Linked DNA regions of Homo sapiens: region 2 is linked to region 1. The links are chromatin loops, found by intact Hi-C in ENCODE. Cell type or tissue: GM12878. All regions are shown on one strand. Each heading gives the region's core, and the rest is flanking DNA. Links, peaks and the distances in the headings are about the cores only. Region 1 holds the start of SLC1A1 (solute carrier family 1 member 1). Region 2 overlaps SLC1A1 (solute carrier family 1 member 1).

The links. A loop is a pair of places that touch in the nucleus more often than their neighbours do. Peaks named below come from ENCODE experiments on the same cell type or tissue, not always from the same donor. Only the 100,000 strongest peaks of a DNase experiment are listed, where the experiment ranks them.
Region 2: it touches region 1 in a loop (4-fold over the local background); 24 of 110 quality-filtered maps call a loop at or near these places.

What each region holds. Positions count from the first base shown.
Region 1 is chr9:4,481,216-4,496,912 of GRCh38, reverse strand. SLC1A1 (solute carrier family 1 member 1) reads right to left here and starts at 6,445. Exons shown (of 12, transcript NM_004170.6): 1 at 6,143-6,445. The coding sequence starts at 6,233. It also overlaps a transcript of GLIS3 not described here. RefSeq lists silencers at 6,218-6,647, 10,093-10,182 and an enhancer at 6,798-6,847. In GM12878, for the core only: no CTCF peak of the experiment used is centred there; a DNase peak (open chromatin) is centred at 6,632; H3K4me3 peaks cover 6,114 bases; H3K27ac peaks cover 4,509 bases.
Region 2 is chr9:4,556,339-4,564,338 of GRCh38, reverse strand. It overlaps SLC1A1 (solute carrier family 1 member 1), which reads right to left. Exons shown (of 12, transcript NM_004170.6): 3 at 2,798-2,890. Among named protein-coding and RNA genes, the nearest start is that of SLC1A1, 70 kb to the right of the region's middle. In GM12878, for the core only: no CTCF peak of the experiment used is centred there; a DNase peak (open chromatin) is centred at 4,608; H3K27ac peaks cover 2,014 bases.

The DNA.
Region 1 (15,697 bases), core at 1-8,000:
TATTATTATTTTTCAGAGACAGGATCTTGCACTGTCACCTCAGCTGGAGTGTACAATGATGTGATCAAGCTCCCTGCAGCCTGGAACTCCTGGCCTCATGTGATCTTCCCACATCAGCCTCTTGAGTAGTTGGGGCCACAGGCACGCACCATCGTGCCTGGCTAATTTAATTTTTATTTTGCAGAGACAGGGGTCCTGCTGTGTTGCCCAGGCTGGTCTTGAACTCCTAGCCTCAAGCAGTCCTCCCACCTTCACCTCCCAAAGTGCTGGGATTACAGACATGAGTCACCATGCTCAGCTGCATTTTTATTTTTAATGATCACTTCTCTTCAGGTTCAGTCAGACTCAAGTCTCCTTAAAAAACAAAAAACAAACAAAAACAAAACAAAACAAGGCTGAGTGCAGTGGCTTGCACTTGTAATCCTAGCACTTTGGGAGGCTGAGGCAGGAGGACAGCTTGAAGCCAGGCATTCAAGACCAGCCTGGGCAACAAAACGAGACCCTGTCTCTTAAAAAAAGAAAGAAAAATACTCTCTGGATCTTAAACGTGACTTCCACTTTCTCTGAATTCTTTCACACCTAAGTGCCTCCAAATAAAAGCCCAGAAGGTCACATCCCTGTCCTTTGTATCCCCAACGCTGTTGAACTTCCTCCTCAGACCCTCTCACTCCTGCCCCCGAGCCTCTCACCCATCACTGTTCCTGTTCTTAATTTCTATCACACCACGTCCGGTTTCTCCTGTGGGCCCCTTCTCTTCCCAGACCTCCAATGTTGGGGTTGTCCAGAACTCTGTCTTTGGTCTTCTCTTCTCCCTTTTCTCCCAGGATAGGTTCATTCATTCCCAAAGCCTTAACCAGGTCCCTGACATGCTGTCTTAAGTCGACACTCCACTCCACATTTGTCTCCTGAGCACCAGACTCACTTAGCCAGGTGTTTGCTGCCTACCTTTACCCAAACACCCTTCTGGCTCCTCAAACTCAACACGTCCACCGTGGAACATGCCATGTTCTTTTCCAAGTCGGTGCCCCTTCCAGGACTCTCTGTTTTGCTGGAGATAGCCACTGCCTTCTCCCTTGGACCAAATCCAGCCAAGCCCTGCAGGTTAACCTCAAGCAGCTGTCTTTTCATTCTGTTCCACTCCTGGCTGCTCAGCTGAGGCACCCATTTCCCCTTTCCTGGACCTTGGACCTGAACCACCCTATTGCTCTGCCCCCAGCCTCACCTCCACTTCATCTCCTCCTACTCTTTCCCTCCCTCATTCTACTCCTTGATGTTTCTCACACAAACTAGGATGCTCCCCAGATACCTGTGCAACTTGTTCCTTCACCTCTCCTCCGTCTTGATTCAACTGTCACCTTCTCAGTATGGCCTCCCCTGTCACCCTGTTTAAAATTGCAACCCCCCACCTTGCCAGCCCACTCCCTGCTCTATACTACTCCAGAACACTATTCTCATCTAACATGCTCTATACAGTAGGTTACCTATGTATTCTATTTATGGTCTACCTCTCTCTACTTGAACATTAAGTCCCATGAGGACATGCTGTGTGACCCGGCTGTAGAACAATCCCTGGTGCACAGTGGGGGTCTGATACATATCTGTTAAATGAATGAATGGCTTAAGTGTTGATTATTACAGGGATATTCCTAAACACTGCTGAGCCAAGGTTCTATGCAGGTGAGGGGCTGGGCCTGGAACCAGCGTGAACCGCCGCTGGGCCCTGTCCTCAGGGGCTTCACAGACAAAGCGGGAAAGCCTATGCCACGTCTCAAATTAGCACTGCCAGATGCACGCTACATGAGCTCCAGGGTAGAGACACGAGGCTGGGCAAGGGTATTGCTAAGACCATGAAGGAGCTGTTTCTGATTTTAGATAATGGAATCAGAATCTATGCATGATTGCTTCCTTAGCGCTCCAAAGAAAACAATTTAGAATGAATAAGCTTGCCAGCTCTGTCATGTAAATGCCAATACCTATTGCTTTTTCTGAATAGCTCTAAGTTGAAATCACAGATTTTTCAAATGACAGAAGTAATGGCATAACTGGTCTGGAGAGAAAGATTAGGTATTATATTGTGAATAGGGTGAGGATATAAGAAGTGCCTTAACAACATCATATACTATATAATCATTATTGGATGACCCGCATTAGAAGGCTGGCAGAATTCTCACTCAGTAATTCTGCTTGGACAGAATTCCCACTTAGAGCATAAAACCTTCCTTCAGAATTTACATACTTAAATTATATTTATATAAATTATATATTTAAATATTATATTTAAATGAATTGAGGATTAGCCGGTGGGGCACAAAAATAAATGATTCATTCTTTCCATTTCCTCTTTAAAGAAATGAATAATACTACAGGGACAGTTATTAGCTCAGACAGAGCAGGTCATCAAAACACTTGAGTCACCCTAAATTATAGGCGGGACACTAAGCAGGACACAGAAAGAGACATACTATGAGAGAATTTATTTCATAAGAAAATATTAATTTTCTCATAATCAAATTATTCAGATTTACCTTAAAATAACAACTATTGAGTGCTGAATATATGCCAGCCACACAACTGAGTATCTTTCACACCTCTAATAACAAACGAAGTAATAAGTAATATCTCCAATTTCCAGATGAGGAAATTGAGGCTTGTAGGGAAATACACAGTTTGCCTGCATGATAGAGCTTGATAGTACCAGAATTCAAATCCCAAGGACTCTTCACTCCAGGCTCTGTGCTCATTCTACCATTCTATGGAAGCAGAGAATAAGCCTATAAGAATTGTAATGAAAGCCGTGAAAGTGTTTCTAGTGGTATTTTAGCAGAGGATTTTCCTGTGAAAATCCAAGATACTATTTTCAGGACCATGTAGGGTGTCGCAGAAATTTAAAAAGATGGTCACCTAACTATTGAATCCCTTCATCTTGTGAACAAGAATTTGAGAAATGTTTAGTTCTTAGCATTTCCTTGTCCATGAAAAGAGTGAACTTCCACACCTAATAAAGATGACCCTTATTACATTTCCCCTCATGTGCTGTATCTTGAAAAATCAGGCTTTAAGCTGGCTCATAAAAATCTTTGCCTCTTATTTCTATAATCAAATATTTCAAAGTATTAGGGCTACTGAATTATAGTAGTGACTGAACATTTCATTGCATTATTATTTCTTTAAATTATTTTTTTTAGAAATAGAGATGAGATCAGGCTGGTCTCAAACTCCTGAACTCACTCATTCCTCCTACCTTGGCCTTCCAAAGTCCTAGGATTACAAGTCTGAGCCACTGCACCTGGTCAGGGACCAAACATTTGAACGGCTATAATCAGAAGAAGATGTTTTGTCATGATAGTTAATAAATTTCACAGTTTTTTTTCTTCTTTAAGTTCCACATGCTGAAAAGTCCAAAAGGGAGGCTGCATTAGAGCTCTTGCGATTTTTCTGGATCAGTTAAGGCAGTTATAAAATAAGCTCTTACTATCATTATCTAGCAAGGGTTTATGAATAGACTCAGTGCCACTGTTATAAGTCACTGGAATTTCACTGTCAATTAAACAAATCAGCCCTTACAGACTACACAAACAAGTATGAGTTTCCACTCAGGCCCAGTACTCTGAAGAAAAAGGACAAGAAAAGGACCCCTGTTAATGGGCATATCGGGGGTGGTCTAGGTTTGAGACTTCTCAGACCAGAAGCAGGACTGCCCTTTGTTGCCATCTGAAGGAACAAATATCTAGGAAGATTTCAGCTGGGCACTTGATTTTTAAGTGGTGACTTTCCTTTCTGGAGAAAAGTACTCAAACTAAGCTCTTGGGGCTCACAGACATTAAAATTGGAGGAAAGTGCCCATCTGAGACCAAAGGCCATGTCTGCAAAATGAGCATGTACTTCTTCTTATTCACGCAACTGATTCCAAAGGCCAGGGAACAATTGCTTAAAACCTTCTCCAAACCAGTCTCCAGTGAATCGCATGCTGACGAGTGGTGTGCAACACTTGGGTAGCAAGTGAGTATCTCTGGAGAGCCCCATGCTGAAAAGGCAGGATAACTCCACTTCCACAGGGAATCAGGAGGGAGACTCAAGCCAATGTTTATCCTGCAAAGTCTTTTTTTTTTTTCTTTTTAGACAAGGTCTCATTCTTGTTGCCCAGGCTGGAGTGCAGAGTCACGATCACGGCTCACTGCAGCCTCGACCTCCCTGGGCTCAGGTGATCCTCCCACCTCAGTCTCCTGAGTAGCTAGGACTACAGATGTGCACCACCACGCTAATTTTTGTACTTTTTTGTAGAGATGGCATTTTGCCATGTTGCCCAGGCTGGTCTCCAACTCCTGGGCTCAAGCAATCCTCCTTCCTTGGCCTCCCAAAATATTGGGATTATAGGTGTGAGTCACCGTGCCTGGCCCTCTAAAAGTCCTTTTCCTTTTTTTTTTTTTTTTTTTGGTGGATTCTTGCTCTGTCACCCAGGCGGGAGTGCAGTGGCACAATCTTGGCTGACTTCAACCTCTGCCTTCTGGGTTCAAGCAATTCTCCTGCCTCAGCCTCCCGAGTAACTGGGGTTATAGGCATGAGCCACCTTGCCCTGGCATCTCTCAGTCTTCAAAAAGAGATTTAACAATTAATCCTCGACTCTTATCACTAGGAAAACAAACAAGGCCATCTCTTCTCTTTGGCCTAAAGGAAATCAAGTCGTTCTTTGTAGCGTATGCTATTTAAATATGGTAGAGTAGGATAAACTTTCCCTTAAAAATGTTCAAAACCGAAAAAAAAAAGTTCCAAAACCACTTGGCACTTCTTGGGGGAAATAGTCAAGATTTGCTTCTGTACTTCTCTCCTTTCCTCCTACAAATAGCCTCTGCTAGGGCCATTCCAGGATGTTATTTATTTACTAGAAACCTGACTTTCCTTTCCCCAAGGTTCTGGAGAATCCAATCTGACCCCAAGAATCCCATTAACTTCCAAAGGCCATTTCCATGCCCTATCCCCACCCTGAGGGGAGGGGGCGGTTCGGAGGAGAAGCAAGCAACACCATATATTCTGAGATTTAGGAGCAGCAGTTGGAGAGGAAGGTACCTGAGGTTGGGAGGAAACAAGCTGTCCCCACTTGCCTTTTCAGCAAACACAGCTGCAGTTTCCAAGGGGAAGGTGGAGCCTGCCGAGGAATCCACATTCCTCAGAGGGTGCAACAGCCCTCACCTGCTGAGGAGCTATCACTGGGAAGGCGACAGATATGGCGCTAATCCCAAGGAAGTGCATCCCCGGGCCGGAGCTAGAAACACACAACCTTGGTAAAAAATCAGAATCTAAATAGGAATAACTCATACCTCTGAGCAATGGCTCAGACATCCACCTGGTCCAGTGATCTGTGAGGGGTGGATCACTTAAATACACCCTTGTTTAAAAACAGGCAAGGATGGCTTAAACATTATCTTAAATACAAAAACAACGTGGAGAGCAAGGAAGGCAGGAGAAGAGACGGCTGAGTTCTCTTAGCTCTCTTCCCCGGTGACCTCCCGCGGGCCACAGTGGCACATCCCAGAATTCAGGCACGAATCTGGCAGCTTTTCAGAGCCCGGGTGCAGGCAGTCGGCGCTCGCCGCGTGGGAAGGCACCTTTCCACGCACTGCCCAGGATGAGCGGCGACAGCGTTCTCAGCCTCCCTCCCCTAAGGGTCCGGCCCATCCCGGAGGCCAGGGTGCCTCTTCCAATTCGACTGAGAACTGTAATCCACACTCAATCTCTGCCCGCGCAGCGAGGCTGGGGGTGTGGGGTGAGGAAGGTGGCGGTGATAGGGGGAGATACGGTGCGGGATTAACAAAGAAAAAAATCGAACCCTGTTTTCAAACGAGCAGAACCAAGAGCTACTTGCTTCCCTTTCTACCCCCAAGCCCCTTTGATCATTTTGGGTAGAGCAGGAACCAGCAGCTCAAGGAGCACTCAAATGGGAGTCCCAGAGGAGCTTTGTTCTTGGTGTGCAGTAATTAGAGCGCTTGGGGGAAAGCCCCCGCAGGGGGCCCGAGGCTAAGGCCGAGGGGGCATCGAGGGACCCTGCATGGAGTGCGCCAGCGCCAAGCCCACCCTCAGCCGCACGCGGCCTGGGCGCAGAGAGCGCGTGAGGGTGCGCGCATCGCCCACCCGCCGCGCCGCTCACCTAGCACCACCGCGGCCACGGTGGACAGCAACACCCAGTTATTCTTCAGGAAGCGCTTCCACTCGCATCCTTTCCTCGCCGGTTTCCCCATGGCTGTCGCCGCTATTGTGCGCTGGGCTCGGCCGTGCGCGCGTGGGCTGGGCGACCCGGGGACTGCTGGCTGCTCGGCGGCGCGGCGAGATGCGGGTGCACAGGGGAGAGGTGAGAGCCGGCCGCTGCAGTCGCCGCCGTCACCACCGCCGTTGCCGCCGCCACCCGGGATCGCGCACCGCGCCCGCCGCCCTGCCAGCCCGGTAGTTTTGCGTGGCAGGCGCGCCCGGCTCCTCCTGCTGCCGCCGCGCTCTGCGGCGCCTGGGCCAACCAGCGAGGAAGGAGGGAGGAGCGGCAGGCCCGGGAAGGAGGGTGGGTGCGTGCGTGGGACGCCCGGGGTCCCTAGGGAGCAGGCGTGGTAGGGCGCCCAGCGCTGCGGCAGGAGCTGGGGCGGCCTCTCCGGGAACCCTGAGTCCCGCCCCACAGCCTTCCACTGGAGTCTGTCTCGCTTTCCACGCCTCACTCATGCTAGGGCTTTGGGTTAAGGGTTTTCTTCTGTCCCTAACCCAGAGAGGCGGAGCCACTGCCCTCCTGGGCGCGGACTTCATCCTGCACGTCTCCCTCTCCGTTCTCCACACCAGCTATTTCCAGCGCCGGCACCTGCAGAACGGGTGCCCTTTCAAGTCGGGGGAAGCTGATCCTGCCTTGGGTCCCTCTTGCTCGGCTACTCAGGCTGGGATGTGCCAGCAGCCGCGAAAGCCTGAAGCTTCTGGGAGGAGAGAAAGGAGTCCTGGGGCAGAACATGGCTTTGGAAACTTTCACGCGGAGCCTCCAGTGCCCCCACAGGGATTATTCTCCTCTTCGAGTCGCTGGAGGTGATTTGTCTGTGGACACTGGGCTTGGGAGTGTTCCCTGCACAAGGAGATGGTGATTTCTCTTAGAACTTTACTTCTGCTCCTTGGGACTTGCTCTGTGACCACAGGCCCTGGAGCATGGAGGCTTGGGGCAGTGATTAGAACTGAGAACCGGACCCGGGAGCCGCTCTGGGGAGAAAGTGGGCGGTCCATCCCCTAAGGTCCAACGGATTGGAAAGGCAAACACAGGAGAAACTAGGTTAGTGGTGCCAAATATATTTGGTGTTGCTAAGTGAATTTCTGATGCTCTTCCATTTTTCTACCCAATTTTTTCACTCTCACGTATACAATCTCTTTCCCTCCCTTTACCAAATCAGTACCTCCGCAGCTGTAAGCGGTCTTCTTATCAGCGTTCCTAAAGTTAAGTGAGCCTGGAACCCTTTTTGCTATTGTAGAATCTACTCTGATTGTGGGTAGGGAGAATTTCCCCTACTAGATTTTCTGATGACTAAATCCCCACAATTAGAGCTTCATCCCTTTGGTGTAAATTGATACAAGCATCTTTTAAGCGATAATAGATTAAGATTTACAACCCTGTAGACTTTAGTATGAATGAGTTTATCAGCTCTTTATAGAAAGTAAACTTTGAGAGAAAGAAGGTTAGAGGGATTTTAAGGTCGTTGGGTGTCCGAGGAAGATCTGAAGAAATGTCAGAAGGGGACCCGGGTGCGGTGGCTCTTGCCTGTAATCTCAGGACTTTGGGAGTCCGAGGCGAGCGGATCACGAGGTCAGGAGATTGAGACCATCCTGGCTAACACAGTGAAACCCCGTCTCTGCTAAAAATACAAAAAAATTAGCCGGGCGTGGTGGCACGTGCCTGTAGTCGCAGCTACTTGGGAGGCTGAGGGAGGAGAATCGCTTGAACCTGGAAGGTGGAGATTGCAGTAAGCTGAGATCAAGCCACTGCGCTCCAGCCTAGGCGACAGAGCGAGACTGTCAAAAAAAAAGAAAAAAGAAAGAAAGAAGGAAGGAAATGTCAGAAGGGAAACTATCAAGAAAGGGAGAATAGTCCCGGGCGCGATGGCTCACACCTGTAATTCCAGCAATTTGGGAGGCCAAGGCAGGCGGATCACTTGAGGTCAAGAGTTCGAGACCAGCCTGGCCAACATGGGGAAATCCCGTCTACCAAAAATACAAAAATTAGCCGGGTTTAGGGCCATGCACCTGTAATCCCAGCTATTCGGGAGGCTGAGACAGGAGAATCACTTGAACCCAGGAGGTGGAGGTTGCGGTGAGCCGAGATCACGCTGCAGCACTCCTGCCTGGGCGACCGGAGGGAAACCCTGTCTCATAAAAAAAAAAGAGAGAGAGCGTGCGCGAGAGAACAGATTTGTCCCACAGTAAAAAAACAGCTGGAAAAAACGCAAATGTCCAACATAAATGGAATGGTAAATATATTATGGAACTGCCAAGCAACAGTACCTTATGCAGCCTACATAAAGGAAGTTTATGAAGTTTTTAACAGCATGGGATGGCACATGTTATAAATCTATATTTATAAATATAAAGGGAAGAAAGAAATACTAAAATTGCATGTACAATTTGATCACATGTGTGTAAAATAAACATATTGGCCAGGTGCAGTGGCTCACACCCGTAATCCCAGCACTTTGGGAAGCCGAGATGGTAGGACTGCTTAAGCCCAGGAGTTTAGGACCAGCCTGGACAACATAATTAGACCACTGTCTCTACAAAAACTAAACCGACCAACCAACCAACAAACAGACGAAATAAAACCATGTGCTTAGAAAAAAAGACCAGAAGAAATATGCCAAAATTTTAACAATGGTCATCTTTGCCTTCTATCTTTTATATTTCCAAAGTGTCTACCATAGAGCTGGGCGTGTTGGCTCACAATTATATTCCCAGCAGTTTGGGAGGCTGAGGCAGAAGGATCACTTGAGGCTAGGAGTTTGAGACCAACCTGGGCAACTTAGTGAAATCTTGATTCTACAAAACTTAATAATAATAATAATCTGGCCATGATGGCACATGCCTGTAGTCTCTGCTACTTGGGAGGCTGAGGCAAGAGGATAGTTTGAGCCCGGGAGTTCGAGGTTGCAGGGAGCTATAATTGTACCACTGTACTCCAGCCTGGGTGACAGAGCGAGACTCTATCTATTTAAAAAAAAAAAAAAGTGTTGACCATAAGCATACCCATGCTCATTACAGTTGTAGATAGGGCAGTATTTACAAAATAAACATTCCTGAGGGGAGAAAAAAGTGGAAGCATCTGAGGAACTATGTGTACATCACAACTTTCTGGGTTGTAATAAGACAATTACACTAGGGTTCTCGGGGTAAAGTATTTAGGCTTAAATCCCAGCACCACCACTTATCAGCTTGGTGACCTTGGGCACCTGGCTTAAATTTTTTATGTCTCAGTTTCTTCATCTGTAAAATGGGGGCATTAATTATCTTTACCTCATGGAGGTATTTTAATAATTTAATACAATAATCTGTGTGAAAGGCTTAGAACACTCCCTGGCACAAAACAAATATCACCACCAATTTTACTTGGAGTCAACCTGGACAGGCATCTCTTAACACCATCTTTTAACACCTGCCTGTCATTAACACACTCTGAACCCCTTCAGACCCACGAGAACTCTTGCTCATTGATCATCAGGAATTGCCCATCTCTACTAAAAATACAAAAATTAGCCAGGCGTGGTGGCGGGTGCCTGTAATCCCAGCTACTCGAGAGGCTGAGGCAGGAGAATCGCTTGAACCCAGTAGGTGGAGAATATGACAAAAGAAATATGTCAAAATTTTAACAATGGTCTTCTTTGCCTTCTACTTTTTGCATTTCCAAAGTGTCTACCATAGAGCCGGGAGTGTCGACTCACACCTATATTCCCAGCACTTTGGGAGGCTGAGGCAGAAGTATCACTTGAAGCCAGGAGTTTGAGACCAACCTGGGCAACTTAGTGAAATCTTGGCTCTACAAAACTTAAAAAAATAAATAAATAACCTGGGCATGATGGCACATGCCTGTAGTCCTCACTACTTGGGAGGCTGAGGCAAGAGGATGGCTTGAGCCCAGGAGTTTGAGGTTGCAGGGAGCTATGATTGCACCACTGCACTCCAGCCTGGGTGACAAGAGGCCTTACATCACCCATTGCACTTTCACACTGGGAGGACCAAGGCCCTTGGTCCCCTGAAGGTTTGCTTCAAAATCACTGACAGGCAGATTTATTAATAGGAGAAAAGGCATACCAATGTATTGAACGTATACACACGGGAGACTTCAAAATGAAGACCTAGCCTCCCAATGAGGTCCAGAAGTTTATATACTATCTGGAGGTTACAGAAAGAATGGGGGCTTGAATCCTGGTAAAACAGGTTTTGGGAGGTGAAGAGAAGAGGAATTGCTGAGGGGATTACTAGGGAGAATGAATGGATCTCTGAACAGAGATTAATGTGTGAATAGTTCTCTTTGATAGTGAAAGTGTTCAGGTGTGGTTACATTCTTGGTCTTACAGGGAGGGGAAGAACAAGCAATTACTTTCTTTGATGGGTCTGAATCTTACGCAGATAAAGGAACTTCCACTTCTTTGTGGGAGACGGTGGCAGGGGAAGTCAGAGAGACCTTGAGGTTTCTCCATGTCAACATGTCAAAATGCCATATTTTGGGGTATTGGATTCTGAGCCCAACAACACCTAAAGCTCCTATAGTGCATACTTGTTTTATGTTCATTTAAATTATGCATTGAAAATAGTACAATATAAAAGATTTTAAAAATTTCAATATATACAAACATTTTGAAATAATAAAAATCTCCCCGACTAAAAGCAAAAGTCGGGCCAGGTGCGGCGGCTCACGCCTGTAATCCCACCTCTTTGGGAGGCCAAGGGGGGTGGATTCCTGAGGTCAGGAGTTTGAGACCAGCCTGGCCAACATAGTGAAACGCCATCTCTGCTAAAAATACAAAAAATTAGCTGGGCATGGTGGCAGGAACCTATAATTCCAGCTACTTGGGAGGCTGAGGCAGGAGAATTGCTTGAATCTGGGGAGGCGGAGGTCGCAGTGAGCTGAGATTGCGACATTGCACTCCAGCCTGGGCAACAAGAGCGAACAAAACTCCGTCTCAAAAAAAAAAAAAAGCAGAGGCAGGAGTCTCAAAAGTAGATCACTGGTAGTGCAATCCCCTGATGGGTTCTTGCCTGCCGCACAGGTAGAGCTGATTCACTGAAACACTGGTATTGTTGTAAAGATGGAGCTTAATTAATGCAAAGCTAGTCACATGGGGAGACAGGAAGTTATTACTCAAATCAGCCTCCCTGGAAATTTGGAGGCTGGAGTTTTTAAGAATAACTTGGTAGTCAGGATTTAGGGAACAGATGCTGCTGGTTGGATGAAGATGAAATCACAGGGGTGTGGAAAGTGGTCCTTATGCAGAGTCGGTCTCTGGGGTGGGGCTACAGGACTGGTTGATTTGTGGATCTGAGTGTAGTCAGCCAGTCCTCAGAAATCCAAGTCTGAAAAACATCTCAGAAGACCAACCTTAGGGCTGAGCGCGGTGGCTCACGTCTGTAATCCCAGCACTTTGGGAGGCCGAGGAGGATGGATTACTTGAGGTCAGGAGTTTAAGAACAGCCTGGCCAACATGGTGAAACCCTGTCTCTACTAAAAATACAAAAATTAGCTGGGCATGGTCGTGAGTGCCTGTAATCCCAGCTACTCGGGAGCCTGAGGCAGGAGAATCGCTTGAACCCAGGAGGTAGAAGTTGCAGTGAGCCGAGATGGCTCCACTGCACTCCAGCCTGGTCGACGGGAGTGAAACCCTGTCCCCCCACCACCCCCACCCCCCCAAAAAAAGGAAAAAGAAAACCAATCTTAGGTTCTACAATAATGATGATGTTATCTACAGGAGTAAATTGGAGAAGTTACAAATCTTGTGTCCTCTGGACCGATGGTTGGTTATAATTTATGCCTACAACTTAGCAGAATTCAGGCTCCCTTCATAATCCTAATCTTGTGTCTTTTCATTGGTTCTACAAAGACGATTCCTGACCTCCAATGAGGAAGGGATAGTTTTGGGAAGGGCTATTACTATCTTTACTTTAAGGTTAAACTATAACTTCCTCCTAAAGTTAGTTTGGCCTACACTGGGCACAGTGGCTCACGCCTATAATCCCAGCACTTTGGGAGGCCAAGGTGGGTGGATCACCTGAGGTCGGGAGTTCGAGCCTAGCCTGGCCAACATGGTGAAACCTGTCCCTACTAAAAATACAAAAATTAGCCAGGTGTGGTGGCAGGGCCTGTAATCCCAGCTACCCGGGAGGCTGAGGCAAGATAATTGCTTGAACTCGAGAGGCAGAGGTTAAGGTGAGCTGAGACTGAGCCACTGCACTGCAGCCTAGGCAGCAGAGCAAGACTCTGTCTCAAAAAAAAAAAAAAAAAAAAAAAAAAAAAAAATTAGCCTGGCATGGTAGCACACACCTGTGGTCCCAGCTACTCGGGAGGCTGAGGCAGGATAATCGCTTGAACTTGGGAGGCAGAGGTTGCAGTGAGTCTTGACCATGCCACTGCACTCTAGCCTGGGCGACAGAGCGAGACTCCGTCTCAAAAAAATAAAAAAAATAAAAAAAAAAAGTTAGTTTGGCTTATGCCCAGGAATGAACAAGGATAGCTTAGAGGTTAGAAGCCAAGTAGAGTCAGCTATGTCAGATTTCTCTTACTGTTATAATTTTGCAAAGGCAATTTCAGCGGGCCAAGTGGATTTTAAACTATATTTATACTATTGCTACATAGAAGTTCCATTTTAGCTGGTAATAACAACAACAACAACAAAAGCAAACACAAAGCACTTATATACCAGGCGCTCTTCTAAGCACTTGGCCCAAACTAATTCACTTGGTCCTCTCAGTATCTCAGTGAGGTGAGGATTATTGTTTCTTCATGAGGCTGCTGGAAGAATCAAATGAGATATGATGGCTTATCATCATTATCTTACAGCTGAGGAAACTGAAGCACAAAAAGATTCAGCTCCTTGTGTAAGTTTTCCCTGTCAGTAACAGGAGGAGAAAGGGTTGAGCCAGATGGTCTGGCTCTAGAATTTGTGCACTTAACCAACACCTCTTTTTTTTTTTTTTTTTTCCCAAGACGAAGTCTCACTCGTGTTGCCCAGGCTGAAGCGCAGTGGCATGATATCGGCTCACTGCATCCTCCGCCTCCCAGGTTCAAGTGATTCTCCTGCCTCAGCCTCTTGAGTAGTTGGGATTACAGGCGTGCACCACCACACCCAGCTAATTTTTTTGAATTTTTAGTAGAGATGGGGTTTCACCATGTTGGTCAGGCTGGTCTCAAACTCCTGACCTCGTGATCTGCCCACCTTGGCCTCCCAAAGTGCTGAGATTACAGGCGTGAGCCACCGCACCCAGCCACCAACACCTCTTATGTAAGGAACAAATATAGAGTTGTTACAAAAAAAACTAGCCGAGTTACATGTTGTATTTTGTGCAAGGTCTTTAAGAGTCCATTCACCTGTGTCCAGCAGACACTTTGGTCTCTAATGTGCTGTGCTCCATTGGGCACTAAATACATTTCACGCGGCAGTGGTTGAACTCCTGAATCCTCTGTAACTGCTGCTTGCAACCAATTTACGGCATTTCTCTGCCTAAAGCAAGATATAGTATATGAAGCATCACTTTGGGGGGATGTCTAGTGATACTAATCTTTAACTTCGATTCTTTTTTACTTTATTGTCCTCTAATAGTCATGGACACAAATGATCTCAAATTGAACAAAAGTTGAGAGGCATTTCCCTTGCAAGCTCTACTTGAAAGAACTTGGCCACTCAGCTCCTGGAAGAAAAAGTTCTTTCTCCAAGCCAAATTGAAAGACTTGTTAGAATGTTTTTTTCCTTCCAATAAATGTTAGCTTCTCTCTTTTTTTCCCTAAGTCCTTCAAATTCCACCATCCAAATAAACCTTTGGCTAGTTTTTATTAATTACATTTTGCTAGTATGCTGTTGCTGCTTTTTAAAGACTTAAGTGATTCTGGTATTTCCTTTGTTGTTATTTTTTTCCCTTTTTAAAAAATAGTTGACTCATGGCCTCTCCTGTTAGTTACTAAAGGAAGGAGACTTTGACTTTGCCACAAAAAGTTACATCAACAGACCATATATTAATTAGGATACAAATGAAAAGGGCATTCAGAAACAAAAAGTAAGACATCAGCTTCTGAGTATCTCTAGAAATAGTTGCCTGGTTGTATTCTATCATCATAAAACATTTATGGTTGATTGCTTTGTCCTCATGCGGTGGCAAGTGAGGAGGAGGTCATGGAGTACCAGAGTCTCCTTCAGCATCTCAGCTGCATGGATTTTCGTGACCCATGGGTGGGGAGAAAGATGGTGTCAGCGCAGCTAGACACACTTTTTAACAGTCTCTTCATCTTCCAATCTCAGTCTAGATAGAACTTATCTTGGAACTATAAATTGAAGAAGAAAAGAACTGTAACTCATTAAACTTTCACGACAATTCTCCAAGTAATATTTTATAAAGATACTATGGCTGGAAAGAACTTATCTATTAGTTATATGACCTTGAACTCTTGGCTTCAATAGAACTTTACCTCATGGGCTTTATTGCTCACTCTGACAAATTGAAGAAAAATTCCATTTCATTTTAGGATATGAAAGAAAAGTTCTCTGTCTGCCTCACACAAGCTGTATGTCCTTGACCAAGTAATTTAAACTTTCTGAAACTCAATTTTCTTATCTGAAGATACCATTTAAATTAATAAATGCAAATAGTCAATACATATTAAAACATGAAAAAATCTTCAATCTCACTAGAACTAAATACAAGTTTAAACCAATATTTACCAGCTAGGTAAAGATATTTTGACATACGTTTTTTAAAATTTACAATTGCAAAATTTATACTTTTAACATTATAAATTGTAAACTTAGAGAAGGTATGGAGAAATGGGTAGTGTCACACCCTGCGGGTAGACCCAGACAATGCTGTGACTTTTCTGAGGACAGTTAGGCAATTAGTAACATCAGTCATAAGTGCATGTATTCTCTAACTCAAACACTCTACCTCTAGAAACTTATAACGAAAAAAATACCCAAAGATGTGCACAAGGGCTCTTCACCCCAGCTCAGCTGGAAACAACTTAACTGTCTAGTAAAGTGAACTGGCTAAAGATTAAGTGTGTAAAAGTACACTAGATAATGAGACATCATTTAGAGATTGAAAAGCATATTTTAGCTTTGACCTGAATTACATGGGAATTACATGGGGAAATGAATTACACTGGAAAACGGTACACACACACACACACACACACACACACTTATGTTTTTAATTAATTAATTAATTAATTAATTTTTTGATGGGGTCTTGCTCTGTTGCCCAGGCTGGAGTGTAATGGTGCGAGGCTCACTGCAACATACACCTCCCAGGTTCAAGCGATTCCCCTGAGTCAGCCTCCTGAGTAGCTGGGATTACAGGCACACACCACCATACCCGGCTAATTTTTATATTTTTAGTAGAGACAGGGTTTCACCATGTTGGCCAGGCTGGTCTTGAACTCCTGACCCCAGGTGATCCGCCTGCCTCGGCCTCCCAAAGTACTGGGATTACAGGCATGAGC
Region 2 (8,000 bases), core at 1-8,000, 67 kb before region 1:
GCCAAGAACAGCGTCCACAGAGCATTAGGAACCTTCCAGGGCACCTGGCACAGCTGGCACCTTTAGAACAATGGGCATGGTTGTACCAGGCAATAGTGTGATGGGGAGGACCCTGAGGTCCAGCCAAAATGCTGAGCCTCCTCTGGAACCTCAGCAGCCACCTTAATTACTCTTCCATTTAAATGAGTAAGCAGAAAGAACTCCATGTGCTTGCGTGCGTGCGTGTGCGTCTGTGTGTGTGTGTATGTGTGTTTTAAATGAAGGGGCTGCATCCCAGAATTGCTTCTGGAAACACCTGCTGATGAGAATATTCTTTTTCTTGAACTTATGAGACCAGCCTAGGAAGGTGTTAGGGTAAGGATGATCCATTTTCTAGCCCAGAGAATGCATCTGATGTCTTTCTGCAACTTTTACCCAGATGCTGGTTATTCTCCTGAGGATCATACAAAACAAGCCTTGCCTTCCTTCCATACCGTAGGTCTTCAAGTATCTAGAAAGCAGTCATGTAGGAAAATGCTGTTCCGGGGGTGGAATGAGGACAAATAGATGGGATTTATAGGGAGAGAAGGTTCATCTCTCTGTAAGGAAGAACTGTCTACATGGCAGAGCATCTGACAGCATCATTGTGGCCTTGGGAAGTAATGGGTTCCTGTCACTTGAGTATCCAAGCCAAGATGGGAGGCTGTAGAAGAGACCAAGACATTGGAGGGTGTTTGACTGGAGGGAAGTGAAGAAGAAAAAGGTCCTCATGCTCTTTATTGCTCCTCCCTCAAGAAGAGGCAATGGTAATCCAGGGGGTAGGGCTCTGGGATGCTGAATGGGTCCATTTTGCTAATGGGAGGAACTCCTGGGCAATAAGGGGCCATGACTGGGCATGGCCCACTCTTTTCCTCTCTCAGGGTTGTAGAAGGGCTATACGCCTCCAGCTAATAAGAGAGCAGTATCTTGATTCTCATTGCTATTTTTTCTCTGTGTCTGTCTTCCTCAGGAAACTCATGAGATGATGTGGTTTTGTTTTATGGTACAGTTCAAGCCCTCCTGGGTCCCTTGGCCTAATACCACTAAAGCCTCACCACATCCCACCCCTTCTTATCAGCTCATTGAAGCAGGGCTACAAGGGCCGAGCTGCTGCCACATCTGAGTATATGCTCCTTCTGTCTTCCCCCTCTGGGCATTCTTCTTTTTTTTTTTTCTCTCTCTCTCTTTTTTTTTCTTTTATTATTATACTTTAAGTTTTAGGGTATATGTGCACATTGTGCAGGTTAGTTACATATGTATACATGTGCCATGCTGGTGCGCTGCACCCACTAACTCATCATCTAGCATTAGGTATATCTCCCAATGCTATCCCTCTCCCCTCCCCCCACCCCACAACAGTCCCCAGAGTGTGATGTTCCCCTTCCTGTGTCCATGTGATCTAAAGGACTATAAATCATGCTGCTATAAAGACACATGCACACGTATGTTTATTGCGGCATTATTCACAATAGCAAAGACTTGGAACCAACCCAAATGTCCAACAATGATAGACTGGATTAAGAAAATGTGGCACATATACACCATGGAATACTATGCAGCCATAAAAATGATGAGTTCATGTCCTTTGTAGGGACATGGTTGAAATTGGAAATCATCATTCTCAGTAAACTATTGCAAGAACAAAAAACCAAACACCACATATTCTCACTCATAGGTGGGAATTGGGCATTCTTCTTAAAATGTCACTCAGGGTTACAAAGACCAAGCATTCTTCAAAAAACTATGCTAAGGGTATAAGAGCAGCTCCTCCCTTATTAGAATTTTCTCCCTCTTACAAGTGGGATTTATCCTTAACAAGGATCTATTAGCTGTTAGCTCTTGTTACTACGTGAAATGCACTAAAATGCTATATTTCTGGAAATATTTTATAATTATACTCAACTCCACTATTATAGACCAATCATCCACTTTAAGAATTATGTAAGTGGCTGGGCATGGTGGCTCACACCTGTAATCCCAGCACTTTGGGAGGCCAAGGCAGGTAGATCACCTGAGGTCAGGAGTTCAAGACCAGCCTGGCCAACATGGTGAAACCCTGTCTCTATTTAAAAAATACAAAAATTAGCTGGGCATGGTGGTGTGCACCTGTAATCCCAGCTACTCGGGAGGCTGAGGCAGGAGAATCATTTGAACCCAGGAGGCAGAGGTTGCAGTGAGCCGAGATCATGCCACTGCACTCTAGCCTGGGTGACAAGAGTGAGACTCCCTCTTGAAAAAAAAAAAAAAAAAAAAAAGTAGTTAGGGCCAGGCACAGTGGCTCATGCCGGTAATTCCAGCACTTTGGGAGGCTGAGGCAGGCAGATCCCTTGAGCCCAAGAGTTCAAGACCAGCCTGGGCAACATAGAAGACTCCCCACGTCTCTTTTTAATTAAAAAAATACATATTTTAAAAAGTAGTTGAGCTTTTCTTAACATACAATTTTTTAAAATCAGAAAGTAGTATTGTCAAAGTACCATAAAGTTTTTCCTTTGAAGTCTGTCTGCCAGGTTCAAGTGATTCTCCTGCCTCAGCCTCCCAAGTAGCTGGGACTACAGGCGCATGTTACCATACCCGGCTAATATTTTTGTATTTTTGGTAGAAACGGGTTTTCATGTTGGCCAGGCTGGTCTCAAACCCCTGACCTCAAGGGATCTGCCCACATCAGCCTCCCAGATTTCTGAGATTACAGGCCTGAGCCACCGCATCTGGCCACCAACTACTTTTCGAATGAAAAAATCACCATTACATAAAGTAGTAAGGATTCAGAAATAAGTATTACCTAGAATAACAGCAATGAGAGTGGTACAGAAATAATACACGACAGCGCGCAGACCAATTTTTCCGGATACGTTGGAATCCAGTGCAGCAACACCTGAAGGGGAGACAGAAATCAAATTACATTAATTTTAAAAGACAGGTTTCCAGGACCCGCGATTTAATCCTCAGGTTGTGAAATAAAGAGCTGAGAGGCGTTCTCATCTACAGACAATGGGCAATAACATGCAATGGGCAAAAGCAACACTTCAAAATTCCAAACAGATTTAAGAGAGGGAAGCCCAGTCAGGTGCAAGTTCCCCTGCAGGCAGCTTCCCACAGCCTTCACCTCCAGGAGTGTCCTGCCTTCAGATCTTCCTGGAGTTGGTCAGGAAATAATCATAAGGAGTCCCTGTCCCACATTTGCACTAAGAACTTTACCAAGATTTGTATTATATCATTCAACATCCCTTGTGATAAACCTCCTTTGGAATTCAGTTATCTAGGAAAAATTTATCTCAAAGAACTGAGATCGTTTGTTGTTGTTGTTGTTTGTTTGTTTGTTTGTTTTGAGACAGAGTCTTACTCTGTCACCCAGGCTGGAGTGCAATGGTGTGATCTCGGCTCATTACAACCTCCATCTCCTGGGTTCAAGCGATTCTCCTTCCTCAGCTTCCCGAGTAGCTGGGATTACAGGTGCACACCACCACACCCAGCTAATTTTTGTATTGTTAGTAGAGATGAGGTTCCACCATGTTGGCCAGGCTTGTCTCGAACTCCTGACCTCAGGTGATCCACAACCTTGGCCTCCCAAAGTGCTGGGATTACAGGTGTGAGTCATCATGTCCTGCCTGAGATTTTTTTTTTTTTTAACACTTGAGAATCATGTAACTCATGATAGTTTTCCTTTCTGCCTTTTCTGTCAGGAAGCTTAGGCTTAACTGGAAAAAATAATGTTTATATACAATTATAAAAGTAATATATATTCATTACAACTATCTGAAAAAGGAGAAAAGGTAAAGATGACAACAAAAATCACATCATCTCATCAACCAAGTTAATATTCTGGTGATTTTCTTCTAATATTTTTCTCAATTTTTTGTAAACAGCTGGGAGAATTTTATAGTTTCTAACCCTCTCTCTTCTTCTTAATATTATAGTTGTAAGCATTTTCCCACATTGTTACAAACTCACCCTGAGGATAATTTTAATGGCTCAGTAATCTGTCATGTGGCTGTACCAGAATGTATTTAATGATCCACTTATTGCTGGATCTTTAAATGGTCCCGGGGCCACATTCACAGTAATGTCATTATCCATTCTGGTTAGTGTGTTTCCTTCCTCTTTTCATGATTTTCAAATTGCTTCTGTGTAAACAACCTTATTGTGTATAGCTTTTATTGTGAGACATCTTAAAATTTCTATTTGAAAAAGGAAAGATATTAATAAATAATTTCCCAGGGCACAGGTAATGTCAGAGACTTACGATCATATTGTTAGATCTCACTTCAAATGGTCCTTGGCTACCAGTAAGATGACTAAGTGTTGCCCAGATTTGAAAGGGCTGTCTGGAGTGTCAAGGACAGCTGGATTAGAGGTGGAAGGCAGGCATCCCGCCTTGCCAGAAACCTTTGCTCTCTATCAAAGATGCTCATATAAACGGAGTCAAAAGCCGTTCTCCAATTGGACTTGGACGTGGGGAATGGGCCAAGTTGAGAAACAACTGAATCATCTTTCGGCAAGCTGTCATTGGAGGTTTCAGACACTACCAAGCCTGATTTCCAAAATGAGGGTCATATTTTGAGTCAAAGGAGCATTATAGAAAATGATTTTGCATATTCAACACGCATGAGTTGTCCCATAACCATTTGCAAAGCCTAAGGTACAGGGTAGCAGGAAAAAGGAAGAGGTTGTCACAAGGCAACCCCAAGGGAAAGGCAGTAAACCTGTATGGCTATCAGCATGCATAGGTAACTTTTATGTTCATTTCCCACACTAAAAGGCCTATCCATTTTTTTTAAGTGACTGGGGGTTTATGCTTCTCATATATAATCATACATATTTGATGTACAGGAAGAAAATCTGCAAGGAAGTGATCACCATTATGATGACAGAACAAGTCATTTCTCACTCTAAACACACCATTTCTCTGGCTGTTGATTGCTCCTTTGGAAGTTAATATTTTGAGAGAAGGTGCTCTGGCCTCTGTAGCAGCTACCCCAGGATGTTGTTAAGGCGCCATTCATCAACCACTGAGAAAAGATTGTGCAATTGCCATATAATGGGCATACTGCAATAGTCACATTCTAGAATAATCTTGATGATAGATTCTATTCGATTTGAGAAAAATGCAGTTTGCTGTGTTGAAGAGTCTTTCTTTTCCTCCCAGTAAGACAATGAAAGATAACAATTAGGCAAGGGACAACAGCAACAACAAAAAAGTCAAGAGAGATTGAAGGCCAAAATTCAGAAACAAGTTCACTATCTCATATTTAGTTTAGGTCTCTTAAAGAAAGAGCAAATCATAATACAAATATGTAAGCTTGCTAAGTATATTATATGATTATAAAATATGTGCCTGTTTCATTTTAGAGCTTGGTATATTGTTTTGATAACTGTAATAATTATTTCTAAGATGCATAGGTTAAAAAGAAACAAAAAGAATCACCACCTTAACAGACTCCAAGTAACTCATCTGTAGCCCTAATATGGGATCTATTTTCAGATATGTCGTCCTTCTTTGGTAGATGTCCAGTTTAAGCAGATTCCAGCCCCTGAAGTGCTGACAAGTGAGAGTCACAGAGTAGTTACAGAGCTGTTCTCGGGGATGTGTTTGGTACTCTCTCAGGATTTTCTTCCAGCAGTGAAACAAATTAAATCTATGTGGATAATTGTTCCCAGCATATGTTAATATGTCTTAATTTGTCTTAATGATTTGGCCATGGGCTGGTGCCTCTGCTTGTACTCCAGGACTCAGCTGGCAATAAAAGGCTTGATAATAATGAGATCTTGGTGAAAATATCTTAAACAAATACATCCCCAAGTAGTCATCCAATTTCCCCTCTGTCCTGGAGCACAGCAACTATCTTGTAGTAACTTTCAGCACGGGTCTTTGTTTCCCATTCCTCTAATCCACCTCCATCCTACCAATTTCCCGGATATATCAGATATTTACACAAATCAACGATTATACTTCTCTACACTGTATAGTTACCTCTACCTCTGTATAGTTACCACTCTATAGTTACCCTCTACCTCTCTAGTCATCAACATGGGGGCAGAGCTGGCCCCCAAGTCCAGGCTGTTGGATGATTTATAATGCATTGTTGGGGATAAGGGTGGTGACCACCATAGAGGGAGAGAACAGATACAGGGAAACAGCCTAATCTTTGAAAACCTCTATAAATAGGAACATTACAGAACTTAATGACCATAAAATATCTGTCTGGATGGTTGTAAACACCCCATCTGCGAGTAATGTCAATAATGATGAGGATGATAATCATAATACAAATAATAATGATGACAATAAACACTATATTGACTGCATGTTAATGCATCATCTTTAATTCTCATTACAACCCAAGGAGGCGGGCATTATTACCCCCATTTTACAGAGGACAAAACTATAGCTCAGAAAGGCTAAGTACCATACGATCATAAAGCTGGTAAGGTGAGTGGTAGAGCTGGGATCTCAATCTACATTTTACCTCAAAGGCCATATTCTTAACCACTATTCCATATTGGCTCTATCCATGTGCTACAAAATTCTAGACTAGCGCTGCCCAGTAGAGCTTCCTGATGATAGAAACGTTCTGTTTTTGTGCTGTCCCCTGCAGTAGCCACAAAGTGCATATGGCTAGCAAGCACTTGGAAAGTGGCTAGTGTGACTGACAAACTGAGTTTTCATTTTAATTAATCTATTTTAATTTTTTTTTTTAATTGTAGAGATGAGGTCTCACTATGTTGCCCAGGCTGGTCTTGAACTCCTGAGCTCCAGCGATCCTCCCACCTCGGCCTCCCAAATTGCTAGGATTATTGGTGTGAGCCACCACACCTGGCCAGTTTTAATTAATCTCAATTTAAGTAGCCACACGTGGCTAATGGCTATCATATTGGACAGCCCAATCTCTCTAGACCCTACCAGTGTTTAGCATTTAGTGGGTGCTCGACAATGTCGAATGAACAAACTATAGCTTAACTCCATTATCAAATTCAGGAAAAGCTCTTTGCCTTGCAAGCATGGGCAGGGGAAAGGAAGATGCTACGCGCAAATCTCCTGGCACGTAGTTCCATCACTGCACTGATCATATGGCTGTAAGGCCTGAAGCTTATTCTTCACTGGGCCCCCAGTGCCTTAAATAAGGTGCTCTACGAATGTTTGTACTTGAAGCTTTCCACATGACAGAAAGAGCTGCATTTTTGCAAGTAATCGTCTGCTTACAAATGACCCCATTTCAAAGATCCATTTCTGGGTCCGAAACTTGGACCTCAGCAGGTAGTCCCCTTAGAAACCGCTTATACATGGTGGTTTAGTTTGGTTCCCAGGGCAGCCAACGAGAACACTTTTCAGCCATAAAAGACTCCACAGGGGAACACATGTAACATCTCAGTCTTTTTCAACCTTGTTTTATTGTTGTTGTTGTTGTGCAAAACCACCCCCCAAAGCCGTTTTCCTAATCACCACCCCTCTGAAATTCTAAAACCGCAAACTGTATATCTGGTTATATAGTAAATGATACATGTGTTTTTTTACATAAAAAGAGTAAGATTTTCTCCCCCAACTCACCACCACCAAATAAAAACAGCTTTTGCTGCCTTGGGGACGATATTGTCTTGGTGAGAACTTGTGGTCTAGCGCAATGAATGTTGACTGTGAGAATGAGAATCCAGGCATTAGACTCTTAACTGGCGTTGACGTCGAAGATCAGGCCCAACTTAGTCCCAAACAAGTAAAACCTCATTTGCCCTTTAGTTCTGAGTTTTTATTCTCAATGGACCCCCGGGTTTCTTGCTCTCAGGCCATCTTTGGTGGCTGGCGAGGTCTGAAGGACCCCCTCTCTTTACAGTTCACTATCAGAACTCGTTTCTCCTGGGAGTTGAAAGCTGTCCTATAGGGGGTGATAAATGAGAATGAACTAAGCAGGTGTGATGGCATCTGCACAGAAATCAACAGTGAGTATTTAAAATGTTTATAGTAATTGGACAGTAACTTTATTTCTGTTGAA